2 separate regions of the Homo sapiens genome follow, and region 2 is linked to region 1. Evidence: chromatin loops called from intact Hi-C (ENCODE). Cell type or tissue: chondrocyte. All regions are shown on one strand. Links, peaks and the distances in the headings refer to the core of each region. The heading gives the core; the rest is flanking DNA.

Region 1 (8,323 bases), core at 82-8,081:
CTTCCTCTCTTCCGGTCCATTTGAACATACTCAGGTCCTGTGCACCCCAGAGAGAGCGCCCACGCTGTGTCCTGGGCTGCCACCTGAGGCTGCTCCCCTCACTCACAATCCCTGCCCTCGCTCCTTCAGGCTCTGCCCACGACTCCAGTGAAGCTCCTTCTCCCTCCTGGAGCCCAGAGCCAGGGGTCAGAGAGGTCCCTGGGGTGGCCCTGTGAGGGTCACTCTCAGTCCTCAACCTCTCCAGCCTACAGTGACCTGAGGGGCCTCAGGGAGAGAATCCTCCTCTGCCTTTGAGGGCGTCTGTGCGTGGTATGGCCTGGACGGGGACTTAGGCTCCAGCCTGGCCACTGAGCCTCGACAGCCGGGAGATGGGGCCACTGGCGTGTGGGTTACAGGGCGCCCTGACCTGCACTGAGGACGTACCTGGGGGTGGAAGAGCAGCGGGGACGGCCGCAGGTACTTCTCCTTCAGGGCTCCCACGGGGTCTGTGACCTTCCGCTTTTCTACCCTGCTGGACAACAGCACAGAGGGTTACGTACCCCACCGAGCCGCCCGCCCCGCCGAGCCACCCGCTCCACAGAGCCGCCCACCCCGCCTGACCATATACCTGGCCAGTCACAAGGCCATGGTGTGGACCTCGCCGTGGCTGCCCCAACGCTCACCAGACTCCTCTGTGGGCCTTGGGGATGTCGGGAGCCCAGCCCACCTGCACCCCTAGACGGACCCTCCCTGTCACCACCTGCCCCTGAACACTCTCCCTCAGTGGTTCCCTCACACCTCCCATGCCTCCAAGGTCCCCTCGAGGGCCTTCAAAGACCCCTGGCTGCCAGCACCCCTGCAGGTCATGGGTGCTAAGTGCAGGCGGCTGGAGTTTTCTCTGAAGGCCCCGTGCACCCCGGCCTAACTGGCCGGTCAGCCCTGCATGAGTGGGGACCACTCTGAAGGGGGTCCCTGGACCTGCTCACAGCAGAGCGTGGCTCACACCAGAGGCTCAAGGCCTCCTCCGCTCCTTCTCTGACCCGGCCCCTGGCACGGGGTGTGCTGCCCGTGTGTGCTGATGAACGTGAGTGGCCAGCAGGTTTCTGTCCTGGGGAGGTCACCAGGGGCTTCCTGCAGCACCCAGACAGGGCCCTGTCTAAACACCCTCCAGGGCTGCTGGAGATTACAGTTCCAGAACCTTCCCCAGATGCCGGTGACAAGCCTGCTCACTGAATCACAATGCAAACCTCCTGTGGTAAACAGAGGCCGTGGGCAGGGCTATCCACTGACCCTCCTTTGGCCTGGTGGCTCTTGAAGGCAGCCTGCTCTTCTCTGTCTGCCTGGGTTCCCATAGTGAGGGTTAGATTTGGGAGCCTCTTTCCCATCACTGAGAGCGCTTTGGTAAACCTGCCACCCCGTTGCAAGACACAGCACCCCCAGCATGTCTATGACTGGCCGCTTTTGCTTTATTAGGACAGGACTTGCTCAGGGTCTCCTGCCTGTCTCCTTGCATGGCGAAGCGGGGAGCACAGGGACAGGTGCTGGTGGGGGTAGGACCCCCTCCCCAAGCCTAGCCCTGCTCTTCCAACCCACCTGCATTCTAGGGAGGGGCAAACCTGTCCAGAAATTAGGGAGTGGCATTAAACTCGCCTTTCCCCAAGAGAGGCATCAGAGACACAGGACACTGGTGCCTAGAAAACCCTCCAATGCTTGCTTCATCCCTCGCCTCCTCCTCCCCTCCAAGGACCACTGGCTCCTTCTCTGATTCCCCCGGGGCCCCCAGAAAGACACCCCCTCCCCATTCCCCCTGCCGCTGTGGCTCCAGGGGCAGGAGCGCACCAGGAGGGGCAGGAAGCACTCAGCCCAGGCCCCTCTGACTTCTGCAGGTAGAGGCTGGGGAGAGCTAGACCAGAGACGACAGCTGGAGAGAGGGGTGGGGAAGGGTGTGGGTTGGGGTGGGGGGTGGGGTTACTGGGGATAGGAGGCGCTCGAGGCCAGCAGTGTGATGTCTGAGTGGTCATCGGTGCAAGCAAACTGCACGTGTCCAGGAGCACCCGTCCTGGCCTCCCAAACACGGCCCGGGCCAGGCACCTAGCTTAGGAGCAGCCAAGCCAGGCATCCCTCCTGAGGGGTGCAGACCCCCCCAAGAACAGGGGCATCTTCCTGAAGTCAGCAAAGGCCGGGGGACGACCTTGGAGGAGCTTGAAAGAGACACCACCATGCACTGAGCCCGCCCAGCACCGCCGCGGCCCCGCCCCAGGGAGAGCCAGTGAGGCTGGGGTGCTGAATACCTGTAGATGGGGTCCATGAAGAAGGGCGAGGGCTTGGCGTAGTGGAGCGGGGGCTGCTGGGGCATCCGCGCCGGGCACACCTGGGGCAGCCCCTCGCCGGCGCCCAGCTTGCGTTCCCCATAGACGTGGTTCTTGCGGGGCTCCCGCCCGCCGCCGTTTTGGCTGGCACGGGCCCGGCTGCCGATGCTCAGGTCCAGCGGCTGCTCCTCGCCGGATGCGGGGGCCGAGGGGCCCTTGGGCATGGGCAGGATGGGCTTCACGTCTTTGGGCTTGGTGGTGAGATCAAAGGGGCACTCGGCACTGGGGCCGCCCACCTTGAGGGCGTCCCGGGGTGACTTTGGCTCGGCCTTGACCAGCAAGTTGTGGGCGAGGGCTCGGTCCGTGAAGGGGTAAAGGGAGTGGGGGAAGTTGGGCAGGAACTGGAAGGGGAACGCCGAGTGGTAGGGGAGCGAGCCCAGCTTCTTCTCCTGCATCCCCATGAAGCCGGGGCCAAAGTACTTCTCGGCAATGGATGCGATGGCCTTGATGGAGTCCCCGGCGGCGCCCGTTGCAGTCAGCAGCTGCTCGTCGGGTGGCGGGAAGAATGAGTGCTGGGAATAGAAGACAGGCACCTCGGCCACGCTGTTCGGGGCCCCCGGGGGCGCCAAGCCGCCCCCAAACTTGGGCTGGCCCTCGGCGGACTTGCCCTTGCCCTTGTCCTTGTCAGGGTCGCTGTCCACGTCGCTGTCCAGGTCCGAGCCCGTCCCCGTGGTCGTGTCCAGGTCGGTCCCCGTGGTGGTGTTGACGTCCTCAAAGTCACTGCCGTCCGACATGTCGCTGCTCCTGGTCTTCAGCTTCTCCACACAGGAGTCCTCCAGGCGGCTCTCGAACTTCTCCTCGGGCCCCGCAGCTGCCGTCGTGCCCTGGCTGCTGTTGCTGACGGCGGAGACCAGGGGCAGGGCTGGGTTCCCCAGGGGACTGGGGAGCTTGGCGTCCTGGGTGTGGTTCAGGGGGCTCTTGAGCAGCGATGTGGGAGGTAGCAGAGGCGGCCGGGGGTACAAGGATGGAGGGAAGATGCCCGGGAAGCCGGGGGTGAGTGCGGGGAACGTGGGAGGCGCCGTGGAGAAGGGCAGGCTCCCCGGGTGCGGCCTGGAGGGAAAGTACTCGTTGAAGCCCAGGCTGGCGTGATTGAGGCTGGGGGAGGGTTTTGCCTTGTCCATCATGGGGCTGGGGGTCAAGGGCAGGCCCGGGGCAAAGATGCCGCCCGGCGTGTAATGGTTCTTGCCCTCGCAGAAGCGCCGGTGCTTGTTGAGGGAGGAGGTAGTGCTGAACATCTGGCCACAGTCCTTGCACTTGATCTGCGTGCGGCAGTCGGCGTGCATCCGCTTGTGCCGGCACAGGTTGGAGAACTGCGTGTAGGACTTGTGGCAGACCTCACCTAAAACATCAGCAGAAGCCAAGACAAACCCGCATGAAATGACCGGGAAACCCTGCTGAAAACGCCACATGAAATTACTGGGAAAGCCAGCCGCTGGAGGGGCGAGGCTGGGGCTGGAAGCAGTCTGTCTGGGTGCATGTGCGTGGGCATGGGTGTATATGTGTGTACTGTGCATACATGCGTGTGTGCGTACACACAAATACACAGGCAGGTGCATGTGTGTCTGTGTGCGTAAGTGTCCGTGTCTGGGCAGGCGTGTGTGTATTCTGCAAGCGTGCGTGTCTGAGTGTGCACACGTGTGCACACATGAGCATGTGGAAACATATGTGTGTGTGCATGCGCCCCACCCAAGACTGGCCTCCAGTGACCAGCACAGATCGGGGGGCCGGTTGGTACAGTTCCTGCTGTGCCGCCACCTTCTTTGCTGGAGAATGGGCTTGCCACTGCTGTTTCCACCCTCCTACCCCACGGTGTTGCTAGTTTAGGAGCCAAGATTTTCAGAAGTCCCTGGGGAAGGTGAACCTGCTCTCCAGGGCGGGGCACGGGGAAAGCGAATGCATGTGATGGTGTCTGCCACTCCATCAGTGGATTCAGGGCAAGCTGGCTCAGGGCCCGCCCTGCCTTCGTCTTCACTTTTGCAGCTGTTCTAGCAGGGGTGGGGGCAGGACGCTGACCACGCAGACTGTGCCTCCTGCTCTCTAGAAGTTCACAGTGTTCCTAGTGTCCTCCCACCTCCCCTCTCCGCACCAGATCCTGCTGCCTGCACCCCGGAGAAGGCAGCCTCTGGGTTGACACAGACAGTTCCTGAGGTTCTCAGGAGGCCCCAACTCGGGGATCCCGGACTTTGGGGCTCCTGGCAGTACTCAACTACCCTTTGGAGATGGCTGGAGGTGGACATGGATAGGAGGTCACCCCGGGCAGGAGCCCTATGCAGAGGGACTATTCCCTGCTTGAGAAAAGTGAAAATCCTACTACTGGGAACCTCCTCAGACTGGGATGGAAGCGGCAGTGCCCGGCTCTGGCTGGCGAGTGCCAGCATCTTCTCTCAACAGGAGAGGGCAGTGCCGGCCCAGCTAGACTCCAGGACCCAGCGGCCTGGGGGTTCCGGCCATTTTCCTAAAGGCCTGTGAACGGTTGTCAGCGAATCACCAGCTTGTCTTTTGCCTCTTGTTTTTCTAAGAAAAAAGGGAGGAACACACACACATCTACACATGCACACACACAGCACACACAACCACACACCACATTCATACACATGCACACACACCACACACACGCACACACACAACCACACACATTCATACACATGCACATACACAACCACACACCACATTCGTACACACACAATCACACACATGCACACACAGCACACACACATGCACACCCCCCACACCCCCCCATGCAAACACACAACCACACCCCCCACACGCACACACACCCACACCACACACATGCACATACACACACACCACACCCACAACCACACCACACACATGCACACAACCACACACATGCACACAAACACCACACACACACCCACACCACACACCCACACACAACCACACACATGCACACATACACCACACACACCCACACCACACACCCACACACAACCACACACACTCACACCCACACCACACACACACCCACACTACACACACCACACAAACCACACACATGCACATACACCACACACACGCACACACACACCACAGACACGCACACCACACACACACATCCCGGCGAGTGTCTCTCTCTGTAGGACAATTTGCTTCCTAAACACGGCGTGGTGGAAACAATGATTTCAGCAAGCTTCTTGCTCACCAGAAATCGTCGGCTGCCTGATCTCCTTCGACTCCAGCTGGGAGCTTTTCCCCTAAGATGATCGTGTTCTTTCATCACGATATCTATTTATATTAACCGCTCTACCTTCCTGCTCGTCCAGCCTGGCGGGGCGTTTTCAAGGCTGAGGGGAGAAGAACTTTGTCTCGTTTCATCAAATCTGCCCTCTCTGGAGGGCTGCTGATGGACAGGTGACCCTCCAGAGGGAGGGTCTGTAAATACCCCTCGGTCACCTACCTGGCCCTCGGGGAGGCACTCAGCCCTGCCGGCCAAACAAGCACACCCTGGCTGTGCCCCACTCACACACTCTCACACCCACACGCACCAACTCACGCGCCCACACTCTCACACACACACGCACCAACTCACGTGCCCACACTCACTCACACACACCCACACTCACACACTCACATGCATCAACTCACACGCCCACACTCGCACTCACAGACACGCGCCCACACTCACGCTGTCACGTGCGCCGACACACGCACCGGCCCACACGCCCACACTCACACACACTGACATGCCCCGGCTCACACGCCAACCCTCACATGCTCTCACACGTGCCAACACATGCACTGGCTCACACGCCCCTCACTCTCATGCGTGCCAACACAAGCACTGGCTCACACGCCCACCCTCATGCGCTCTCACACACACACGCACCAGCTCACGTGCCCACCCTCGTGCTCTCACATCCTCCAACACACGCACCAGCTCACGCGCCCACACGCGCTCACACACACGCACCGGCTCACGCGCCCACACTCATGCACTCTCACGTGTGCCAACACATGCACCGGCTCACGCGCCCACACTCACACACTCTCATGCACGCCAACACATGCACCGGCTCACGTGCTCACACTCACACACTCTCACACATGCCAACACAGGCACCAGCTCACGCACCCACACTCATGCACTCACACACACACCAGCTCACACACCCACACTCACACGCTCTCACACGCACCGACACATGCACCAGCTCATGTGTCCACACACACGCTCTCACACACACACGCACCGGTGCACGCGCCCACACTCACACACTCTCACACGTGCATACTTATTAAAGCAAAGGCTCTTTCTGCAAAGTGCCCAGTGGGAGCCTGTGCACCTCATTCCCAGATATTATACTTCCTCTCTGTCCTGTTCTCCTCTCCTCTCGCTCTACCCACCCCTTCTCTTACACCCATGCACACACACGTTTGTACACAGCCCAGGGCACAGGTGAGCGCCTTGGTGGGAAAGACACCACCAGGAATGACACCCCCTCCGTCTGTGTGGCCAGTGAGGTGGGGGCTTAGGGCTTCCATCTGCCTGTGCCATGGGTGTGTCACCCAGCAGGTGGACACGGAGTCTGGCCATGAGCGCCTGCGCAGCTGTGACCTCTCCTGCAAGCAACTGACCATTCCTGGAAAGGGCCACGCCATTTGGACTCCCTCACTTGTTTGCAAATTCTCCTCTCCAAGCCTGAAGACCCCCTTCTGCAGTTGCACCAAAGGACACTGTGCAGTGGCCTGGGGGATACCAGGGCTGCGTTGCTTGTGTCTGATCTAATTTCTAAGGGAATGAGAATCTTCATAAACCCGATCTGCCCACATCTGGGGTTTTCCTTTAAGCTTTATCCCCTTAGCAAAAAGCCAAGGCACAAAGGTGAGCCGAGTGTGTGGACAAGAAGCGCAAGAGTCGCCGAGGCGGGGCAGGGCCAGTTGAGTTTCCCTGTCCTCACTCCATCCACGAGGGATGGGGAGCAGCCTGCAGTGTGGTGGGAACAGTGGGCTCCAGCTGCCCAGGGTGCTGCAGCTCTTGGAATGCACATCATTAAAGCGATGCAACGGGACTTTAGAACGCTCGTCTGCAGGCCCAGAGAGGCAAGGAAGTTTAAACCTAGGTCCAATTTTCTTGCTCCTGAGCTTGCTATAGAACTCCACGTTGTCATCTGAGGCACCAACTGGTGCCGCTCTCACTGGAGTCACTTGACCTGCAGCTGGGAGCAGTCACCCCCCGCCCCAGCCCCTGACTCCTGCCCAGCTCGCACCGTGCTGGCTTCTCCCAGAGGAAAGGGGTACTGTGTATCGGGGTGCCGGAGCCGGGCACACTGCACACATGCTCCTCCTGGGAGATCGGTGGTCAGCAAATGGGAAAACAGTACTTGTGGAACGGCCGGCAGGCAGAGCTCCATCTCCCTTTGGTTCCTCAGTTGGTGGGGGCATGTGGCCCAGGTTAGGCTGGGGGCGGAGTCACCCCTAGCAGGACGGCTGGACGCTGGGGCTTGGGAGGTGGGTGGGACGGGCACAGCCCAGGTGCTGACAGGGGCCCGGCTGGCTGGCGGACATCACCTCTTGTGCAAGTGGTCAGTGCCTGAGTGGTCCCACATCAGCAAGAACACCTGAGTCCAGGTTCCCAAGCTCCCAGCACCCCGCCTCTCCAGGCTGATGCAACGGAGCCTGGAAGGTTCAAATCACCCAGCCGGGGGCCAGGAGCCAGGCCCCTGAAGCTAAAATTTGGGCTCCACAGCCTGGCCTTGAGCCCACGGTCACTCAACATCTTGTAGCCTCCCTTTCCTCCTATGACAACTGGAGACAGAAGGGCCCCACTCTCAGGCTTTCGTAAGGATGCTGTGTAAGAATGCTTGGGAAGCGATGACTCGGCACAAGGCCCAGCAGACAGGACCCTTCAGGGGCCTCTGACTTCACTGAGAATCAGGGTCATAGTCCCTGCACTGGCCCACAAGGCCCCTTGGACCCGGCCCTGGTGACCTCTTACCTTTCTCTTATTTATTTTT
Region 2 (8,323 bases), core at 219-8,218, 500 kb after region 1:
CCAGGGCCACCAGCGGGGAAGGCATGAGAGCACAGCGCAGGCCTCGCCATCAACCGGCTCAGCTCACGCTCCCCCTTCTCGCCCCCCGCCTGCCCCCAAATGTCACAGAGGACAAGGTCCTCAGAACAGAAACATGTTCCGTCCGCCTGCCTTGGAGAGCAAAGAGATCACCAGATGCCAGGAATAGGGAGAGCCAAACGCAAGGAGACCATATCTCCACACTTTACGAAAATAACAAAGGTGCCGAAACGCATGGCGAGTTCTAAAAATTGTTTCCCCACATCTCATAAAATCTCATGACTTCTCTCCCTGGACTCTGAGATCCAGGTTTCCAAGAGTGGAAAGAGATAGAAAAGATGCGTTAAGACCCCTCCCACCACCGCTGACATGAGGCTGGGGGCTGGAGGAAGGGGTCCCAGGTTCAGGGCACTCTCCTGCCTGCCGGCTCGGCTCTCCGGGAAGCCCCTCAGGCCAGCTAAAGGTCCCTGGGTAGTCACTTTGTCCTGCTTGGCCCAGGCTCCCCACCCTTCAGAGGACCCCAGGCTGCTTTTGGTTCATTGTTGTAGATTGAATTGTAACCCCAAAAAGATACGTTGAGGTCCTAACTCTGAGGACCTGTGAACGGGCCTTATTCAGAAATAGGATCTTTGCAGATGTCGTCACGTTAACATGAGGTTGTGACACACAGGGAGAAGACAGCTGTGCGACAGGATGCAGAGCGTGGGGCCCTGTGGCCGGGAGTCAAGGAAAGCCAGAGCCTGCAGAAGCTGGAAGGGGCAAGGAGGACCCTCCCAGAGCACCCGTGGACACTGGATTTCAAACCTCATCCTCCAGACTGGGGGAGAAGGAATCCCCATGACTCTCAGCCGCCTGGTTCATGGAACTTTGTTCCGGCACCCGTGTATGAATGCCTTGCCCTGAAGACGCACAGTAGCGCTAAATAAACAATGGGCGTCCAGGTGCTCCTGAAATGAGCAGTGATGGAACAGAGAGGCAGGACAGGAGCGTGGTTGGGGCTTTTAAAATCTTCAGACAGTAAATAAGCAGCCGACAGTAAGGCAGAGGGCACCTGGGCTGCCCTGCCGGGACCCTGCACCCCTGCCCGCCTCGCCACGATGCTTCAGGGTGGTTTGCCCACACGTCCGCTCACACGCAGCCTCGTGGAGCCGCCACGTTAAATATGCATGGCCTCTGCCTTCCCTGTCTCCATGCCCTGTCTCCAGCTGCGCACCTTCGCCTTATTTATTTATTTCAGGGGTTAAATATGTGTGTTCCTTTTGTTCCCAGCAAATGCATCTCCCACATGTTTGCATGTTTTAAATATTCACGCAGGTACGAGAACCACGACACACGACGTCGATTTATTATTTAGGGTACTTTTTCTCTGATAAAACAGAAGCACCTCCATTTGAAGAGGAATTTTACGTTTTATTTCCATTAAAGCCTCTCATTAAAGTTTAAAACCTGCTTTGTCCCTGTACCTAAGGATTGATATTTCCGTCTGTCAGGAAACCCATGGTGCTTGTCGACATGACCGGCGGGGGGAAACGCCAGGCGGGAGGGAAATGCCAGCCTGTCAGCCGGTGTGATGGGGCTGAGGGAACGCGAGGCTGGCCTGCCGAGGTCAGGACCCGCCTGGGGACGAGGCCTCTGAGCTTGGGTTCTGGGGCAGCCGGATCAGAGCCCAGAGGAGGAGGCACCACAAAATCCCCACGGCGACTCAGAAGAGCTCTGACGGTGGTAGTGGAGCAGACACAGGCCCAGGGGCCCCCACAAGCTGCCCCGCCTCGGCCCCACGTTCCAGCACCTGAGCAAAAGCACAGACAAAGACATATGTGAGCATGTGCAGACACGGGTGCCTGAGGACACAGCCATGTGTACATGCAGAAGCAGGCACACAGGCATGCTGGGGTGGCCCCTGGTCACAGGCCATGCTCACGTGTGTGCACACAGCTACAATTTCTCACACCTGTGCACACACTGTGGCTGGCACAGCTGGGAGTGCCCTTTGCCAGCTAGAACCCCGGATGCCGGCCATTGAGAATCCCGGTCCCAGGACACAGAATGTGTCTGAAGGCTGGAGGGGCCTTGGGCCCTGGGTCCTGGGAGAGGTCATCAGGAGTGTGTGTACATGTACGTCATGTGTGGGTACACATGTAGGTGGGTGTATGGACATACATCTGCGTGGGTGTGTCCATGTGCATATGTGTCCATGTGTATTTTCATGTGCAAACACATGCATGTGTACATGTGGATATGTGCACACATGGGCACCGGCTGTACATGTGCACATGTGGGCAAACATGTGGGTGTGCACATGATTGTGTTAATGTATGTGCTGTGTGCAGATGTGCATGTATGTTTGTGTGTGCATAGTGTATGTGTGCATGTGTACATATGCATGTGTGTAGACTGCAAGTATGAGTGCATGTGTGTGCATGTGTATGTGTGTGCAGTGTGTGCATTGTGCACATATGTTCATTGTTTTATGTACACACGTGTGTACATGAGTGCTGTGTGTGTTGTGTTTGTGTATATGTGTAGGTGTGCTGTACAAGTATGTGTGAATTTGTGTGTGTGCATGTGTGGCATGTGTGCATTGTATGTTGTGTGTGCATGTGTGTACAGTGCAAGCATGGGTGTGTGCATGTGTGCACATGTGTGTATGTCTGTGCTTTGTGAGTGCATTCATGTGTGCATGTATTGCTGTGTGGGTGTATACGTGTGCTGTGCGCTGTGCAGGTGTGTATGTGCATGTGTGGACGTGTGTGTGTGTGTGCGCCGTGGGAGTGTGTATATGTTCATGTGTGGACATGTGTGCATGTGTGTGTTGTGAGTGTGTGCATATGCATACATTTATGCATGTGTGTGCATGTGTGTGCATGTATGTGCTGCATGGGCTTGTACATGTATGTGTGTGGTGTGCAGCATGTATATGTGCATGTGTGTACATGTGTGCATGTGTGTGCTCTGCAAGAGTGTATGTCTGCGTGTGTGTACATGTGTGCATGCGTGCTGTGGGAGTGTGTATGTGTGCATGTGTGGACACGTGTGTGTGTTGTAGGAGTGTGTATGTGTGCACGTGTGGACACGTGCACTGGCCTAGCCTTCTGCAGCTTTTGTCCCTCAGGAATTGTCAGCATGGTGGGAGGGGGTGGCCCCACACCGGAAGGTTTCCAGAGTTGCGGAGAGCTTCAGGCAGTGGCAGCCCAAGCTCGGGTTGTCCTACAGGCCCCTCAGGCCAGAGGGTTTGGGGCCAAGTAAATTTCATGTACCTGGCGTGGGAGGTGATCACCTTCCGGCACCCTGGCACAGTTCCTGCACTGTCAAGCCAGGAACTCGAAAAGGCTCTGTCCTCCCCCACTGCCCCTCCTTGGACTCTTAAGACAGACTCAGCAGAAATGCACAGGGTGGGGTTTATGTCCTGCCCTCAGGGTTCAAGTTGGCAATTCAGGCGTTTGGGCAACAAAGTCAATCTAAGTGGGGACAAATTTATCTCATGTTTGAGCCACGGCTTCAGCCCTATGGACATCCATCCCTTCGTGGATCTGCCGCGGGGCAGACTCCCACACCCTCACCCACCCCTGCAGGGCTCAGGGGCTGGCCATTCCCTCCCCCCGGAGCTAAGCCAGCCATGGGTCCTTCCTGGTGGGGATAAGGACCTGGGGCCTGTGCCTGGATCTTTCTCAGGAGGCCTTTCTGGAGAAACAGCTTTCTGCCTCCCTCTAGAGCTCTCTGGAAGCTCCTGCAAGCCAGGCCACTGTGTACAAAGGGCTGGGGCAGGCAAATGCATGTGCAGGATCCAACGCCCCTGGGTCCATGTAGCTTCTGCCAACAACATCGGGAGTCACTGGCCCAGCTTCCCCCATCCTGCTCTGAGTCTGGCCCAGCCTCCCTCATCCTGCTCTGAGCCTGGCCCCCCATCACCATCATCGTCACTGTCGTTTGCACAAATCCACATAGAAAGGAGTCAGAATCCCCTGCTGTCCAGCCAGCGGGGCCCCTCAGGGAGAGACCCTGTGACACAGGAATGGACACAGGAAGTTTCCCAGGTAGGCCCAACAGGTGGAGGTCCTGGGACCAGGAGCAGGACAGGGGGCTCAGCAGGCCCTGAAGGAAAAGGGCCCCAATGCTCCCGGAGCAGACAGCAAGCCCGGCCCTCCATGGAAGATGCTCCCCGGGGAGAGCACATGCAGGGCTCCAGGACAGCCTGCACCTCCCCCGCCAGCTTGCCCAGGAAAGCCCTGCCAGGGGCAGATGGAGACGCCTTGGGCACAGAAAGGCTAAATCACCGTCCATTATCAGAGATCGGGGCGTGGGCACTGGGAGCCCACCTGGCCAGGGGTCCCTTTCTGCCCCATCTGGTGCACAGTGGCCAGTAACACCTGTGTCCTCTGGCCTCATCCAGTGGGATCCTGTGTAGGTGGCAGTGAGGAGGGAAGCACACCCATTCCCTGGTGGGGGTGGCCAAGCTCCACTGGAAGACCCAGCTCTGCTGATGGCTACCCAGACCCCCTCGCCTTCTACCCATCCTCACCCCCAAGGCCAGGGGGCTACCAAGTCCTCCCTGCCTTCAGGTTTGCCAGCAGCCCTGCATTAAATGTCCCCTAGAATCACTGACTCCACGGGTCCCCTCTGGGCCCCCTGGGACCTTGCAGCTCCAGCACCCATGTTCCTGAGGGTGGAGTCTGCCAAGCACCTTTCTGAGCAGTGCAGGGATCCCAGGAGGCTGGAAGGTTGGTCCCTGAGAGCTGGTCCTAAAACCAGGGGCTGGGGGCTGGCAGACATCACTAATCAAAGGCAGCACTGCTTTCTTTGATGGGCAACGTGGTGCCTGCCCCAGGGCAATTGGTCAGGTCCTATGAAGGGTGGGCAAGACCTCGAGGACTGAGCTGGGCACACGACCACATGTGCCGCTGAGTGCCCTGGGCAAGGTGCTGTCTCCTCTGGGGTGAGAGTTCATGCCTCCAGGGGTGGTGGGAGGAAGGCGGTGGTGTCCCCTTGGTGCGGGTGCTGATGTCGCTGGACCAAGACATGGTGGGGACACAGGAGATGCCAGCCCAGGTCTGGGGTTTGATGGAGCAGTTTAGTGATGTCTGCCTGGACACGAGCAGGGTGGCAACAGCACAAGCGCCACCCTGAACGGGACATTGCCGAGGGTCATTTTTTCTGCGTTGTGTCCCTGCTGGGCTGTGACCACACTCAGGCCGCCCCCCTGTGGAGACCTCAGCACAGGCAGCACTCGGGAGAAGCGTGCAGAGCAGACACACAAGGCAGCCTGGGAACCACATGCGGTGGGGTGGCCTCGCCCTCCTCTTCCCAGGTGGGTTCAACCATGAGGAGATCCAGCAGGGAAGCAGAGTGACGGGGGAACAGGGATGGCGATCCCCGTCTGAGCCCCTGAATGAATGGGACGAAGCTGGCACCAGGAGGGCAGGGCCAGCGTGGCTTCACCCGGGGCAGGCAGGAGGCTGAACAAGTCACAACAGGCCGGGGTGGGTTCTGAGGCCTGGGCTGGGGCCACTGGGATGCAGTGACCCAAGCAGGGATGCTAATGCTGATGCTGAGGCAGTGGGCACTTCCTCCCATCCCCAGCAGCCATGTCGGATGCTGGCACCAGCATCTTCCTGACTGAGCTCGCTGAGAGCAAGAACCTTCCAGAAGCGTGACCTCTAATGACAGTCTCTCGCACAATCTTTCTTACAGAAGGACTTGGTGATGGTGACAGGGATCCGAAGGGGAAGTTGGCCAGCCCCGCTCGCTAGGCCCTCTATGAGTCAGGCCTGGCTCCCTGCCCTGGGGACCCCTTCCCTCCCCTCCCCAGCCTGAAGGGGAAGCACAGCATTCAGACTCAAACACCCGGGAAGATCAACCTGCGGGGAGGCTCTGGCTGCTGGGGATGGGGGTTATAGTCCGCTAATGACCCAGGAATCCGGTCCTGAGCCAAGCTGGGCTGCGGTGCAGCTTCTGGGATGGTCCCCTAGGGAGGGCTGCAGGTGGTTGCATAGGCCCCCAACAACCCTGGGAAAAAGCAGCTGGTGGGGCCACATCAGTCGCATTAGAAAAGAGTCCTGGATGGATGGGTGCAGTGACTCACACCTGCCGTCCCAGCACTTTGGGAGGCCAAGGCGGGAGGATTGTCTGAGCCCTGGCGTTTGAGACTGCAATGGCCCATGATTGCACCACTGCACTCCAGCCTGGGTGGCAGAAAGAAACCCTTTCTCTAAAATTAATTAATTAATTAAACTAAGAGAGCTTCCTCCACTTGGGGTGTACCAGCTGCCTCTCGGAAGAGCTGCCCGGAGCAGCTGGACTCCCCAGGATCACCATCCTTAAAGCTGAGGCCTACTCTGTCTGGGTTCTGCCTGCCTCGCCCAAGAGCCACCTGACCTCCCACCCAATGAGGTGGGAGGGAGCTCCACCTCCCACGCCCCTGGGTCATGGATCCCCTGACACTTCTCCGGGAGCAGGCCAGGTAAGGGCTGCTCTCCACATCCTGCAGAGAAAATGGGAAATAGGTGACTTCCTGCAGCCAGGAGAGGAGGCCTGAGAGGCATGCAAAGCCTGTGCCCCCACACAGGCTCTCAGTCCCCATACGTGTGCACCCACAAGGTCACTCACACTCACACATACATGCACACAGCCACGTGCTTACACACACACAGTCACGGGCACCCTACATACACCCACACACTCCAAAACACACACGCATCCTGCGCGCACACACACACACACACACCTGTGCTCGTGTGCCCACCAGCCCGCCCCACCCTCCCCCTTCCTCCTCTCAGACCCTGAGCTCCCCCGCAGCCCCCAAGCCTGGAAACAGGCAAGTCCAGGCTCAGCATTGATCGCAGCAGCAGCCGTGCCTCTGGGCTCTGAGACAGCCTCTAAATGCCGCAGGCCCTCGGAGTCCCTCGGGCAGCCTCCTGACAGTGGGTGAGAAACGCCGGCGCGGGATATATTGAACGGCGCTGGTGGATGGGATGGTGGCGGCCGCTCCTCCCGCGCTGAATTATCTCTGGCAGAAATAAAAATCAGCTGAGCGCCGGGTTTCGATAGGCCACAATCTGTTAGCAGAAAATTGGACTGTCACCAGCATGCCATGTTCATTTTGGCTGACTAAAGAGATATTAATCTACTGTCACGGTAACAGCTCTGCCAGCACAGTTAACGGGCCAGCAGAGACAGGGCTGCCTCTCGGGGACAGCAGCGCCGCGGCGGCCGCGGTGCAGGGACTCAGCGCGGGATCTGGGGCCACGCGCGCGCCTGGGTAGGGGCCACCGTCCACTCTGGGCCACGTCAGGTCCCACTGGGACAGTGGACCGCCTATCTGTGTTGGCCTTGAAGATGGGAGACGAATCGCCATCATCCCACGCCTCCAGCGTCCTGGCGCCCAGACCCCCGTGCAAGTGTCTCCAAGGGGCAACGCCCAGACCTCTGGATGACACCTCGGCCCAGGAGCTCACCTGCCTCTCATCTGTGCACAGAGAAAGACTCAGGAACCTCGCGGGCAGCACCCTCTGCACCTCCCATCTACACTGGCCACAGGGAGCAAGGGGGACCCAGGACACACCAGGGTGGCTCAGCAAGAGTGGCTTGGCGGGCCTGGCCCTGGGGGCTCAGAACTGCCATGGGGACCCTGGCCCACTGCACCCCACCACCCCTCAGGCCTCCAGACAAGATGCTTGGAGACCCACGTCAGAGGCTCCAGGTAGGCACGGCCCCTGCAGCTGCCAAATACTGCCACTGCCTAGAACACTGACCCCCAGGTGGGTGGGCGCCAGAGTACCCCAGGTCCAGAACTCTCAGGAGGAGACAGCGATGTGGCCTACTGAATACGTCACCGACTCAACTCACCGAGAGAGTGCCCCTTGGGCCAGGGTCCCTGGGACCCAGGGAGGACACCCCCACCCCAAGGGTTTTCTGAGGCCCCTTGAAGGATTAACGGGGCCCAACACAGGGCTTGGGTAGCCTGGGGGCTGTCCATCCCTGACCTGGGCTGATGCTCCTGCACCCCTGTTTCCTAGTGAGGGGCACAGCCTTGCTCCCCGGACAATGGTCGCCCCTGCTGAGCCGCGGCTCACAAAGCCTGCATGGATCAATGGGCCGCATCTCATGGCTTCTCCTCCCTGCGGAAGCCACCTGAGGCCAAGCCGGGCAGGTGCATCGAGCCAAGCTATGCTCTGCTCCCGGAGGCCCCTGAGCCTCCCCATGACCCTCATCCTCCCACTCAGCTAGCTGGTTGGGGGCAGGCAGTGGAGGCCACTCAGCTGAAGGGGCAGGGCCTGACACACGCAGGAGAGGCAGGGCTCAGGGCCAG

The links. Peaks named below come from ENCODE experiments on the same cell type or tissue, not always from the same donor. Only the 100,000 strongest peaks of a DNase experiment are listed, where the experiment ranks them.
Region 2: it touches region 1 in a loop (3-fold over the local background); 3 of 110 quality-filtered maps call a loop at or near these places.

Annotation. Positions count from the first base shown.
Region 1 is chr1:3,406,748-3,415,070 of GRCh38, reverse strand. PRDM16 (PR/SET domain 16) reads right to left here. Exons shown (of 17, transcript NM_022114.4): 9 at 2,271-3,687; 10 at 424-511. Among named protein-coding and RNA genes, the nearest start is that of ARHGEF16, 44 kb to the left of the region's middle. RefSeq lists an enhancer at 6,033-6,610. In chondrocyte, for the core only: CTCF peaks have their summits at 4,541 and 4,741 (motif pointing right); no DNase peak of the experiment used is centred there.
Region 2 is chr1:2,910,305-2,918,627 of GRCh38, reverse strand. No RefSeq gene overlaps it. Among named protein-coding and RNA genes, the nearest start is that of ACTRT2, 110 kb to the left of the region's middle. In chondrocyte, for the core only: a CTCF peak has its summit at 3,698; no DNase peak of the experiment used is centred there.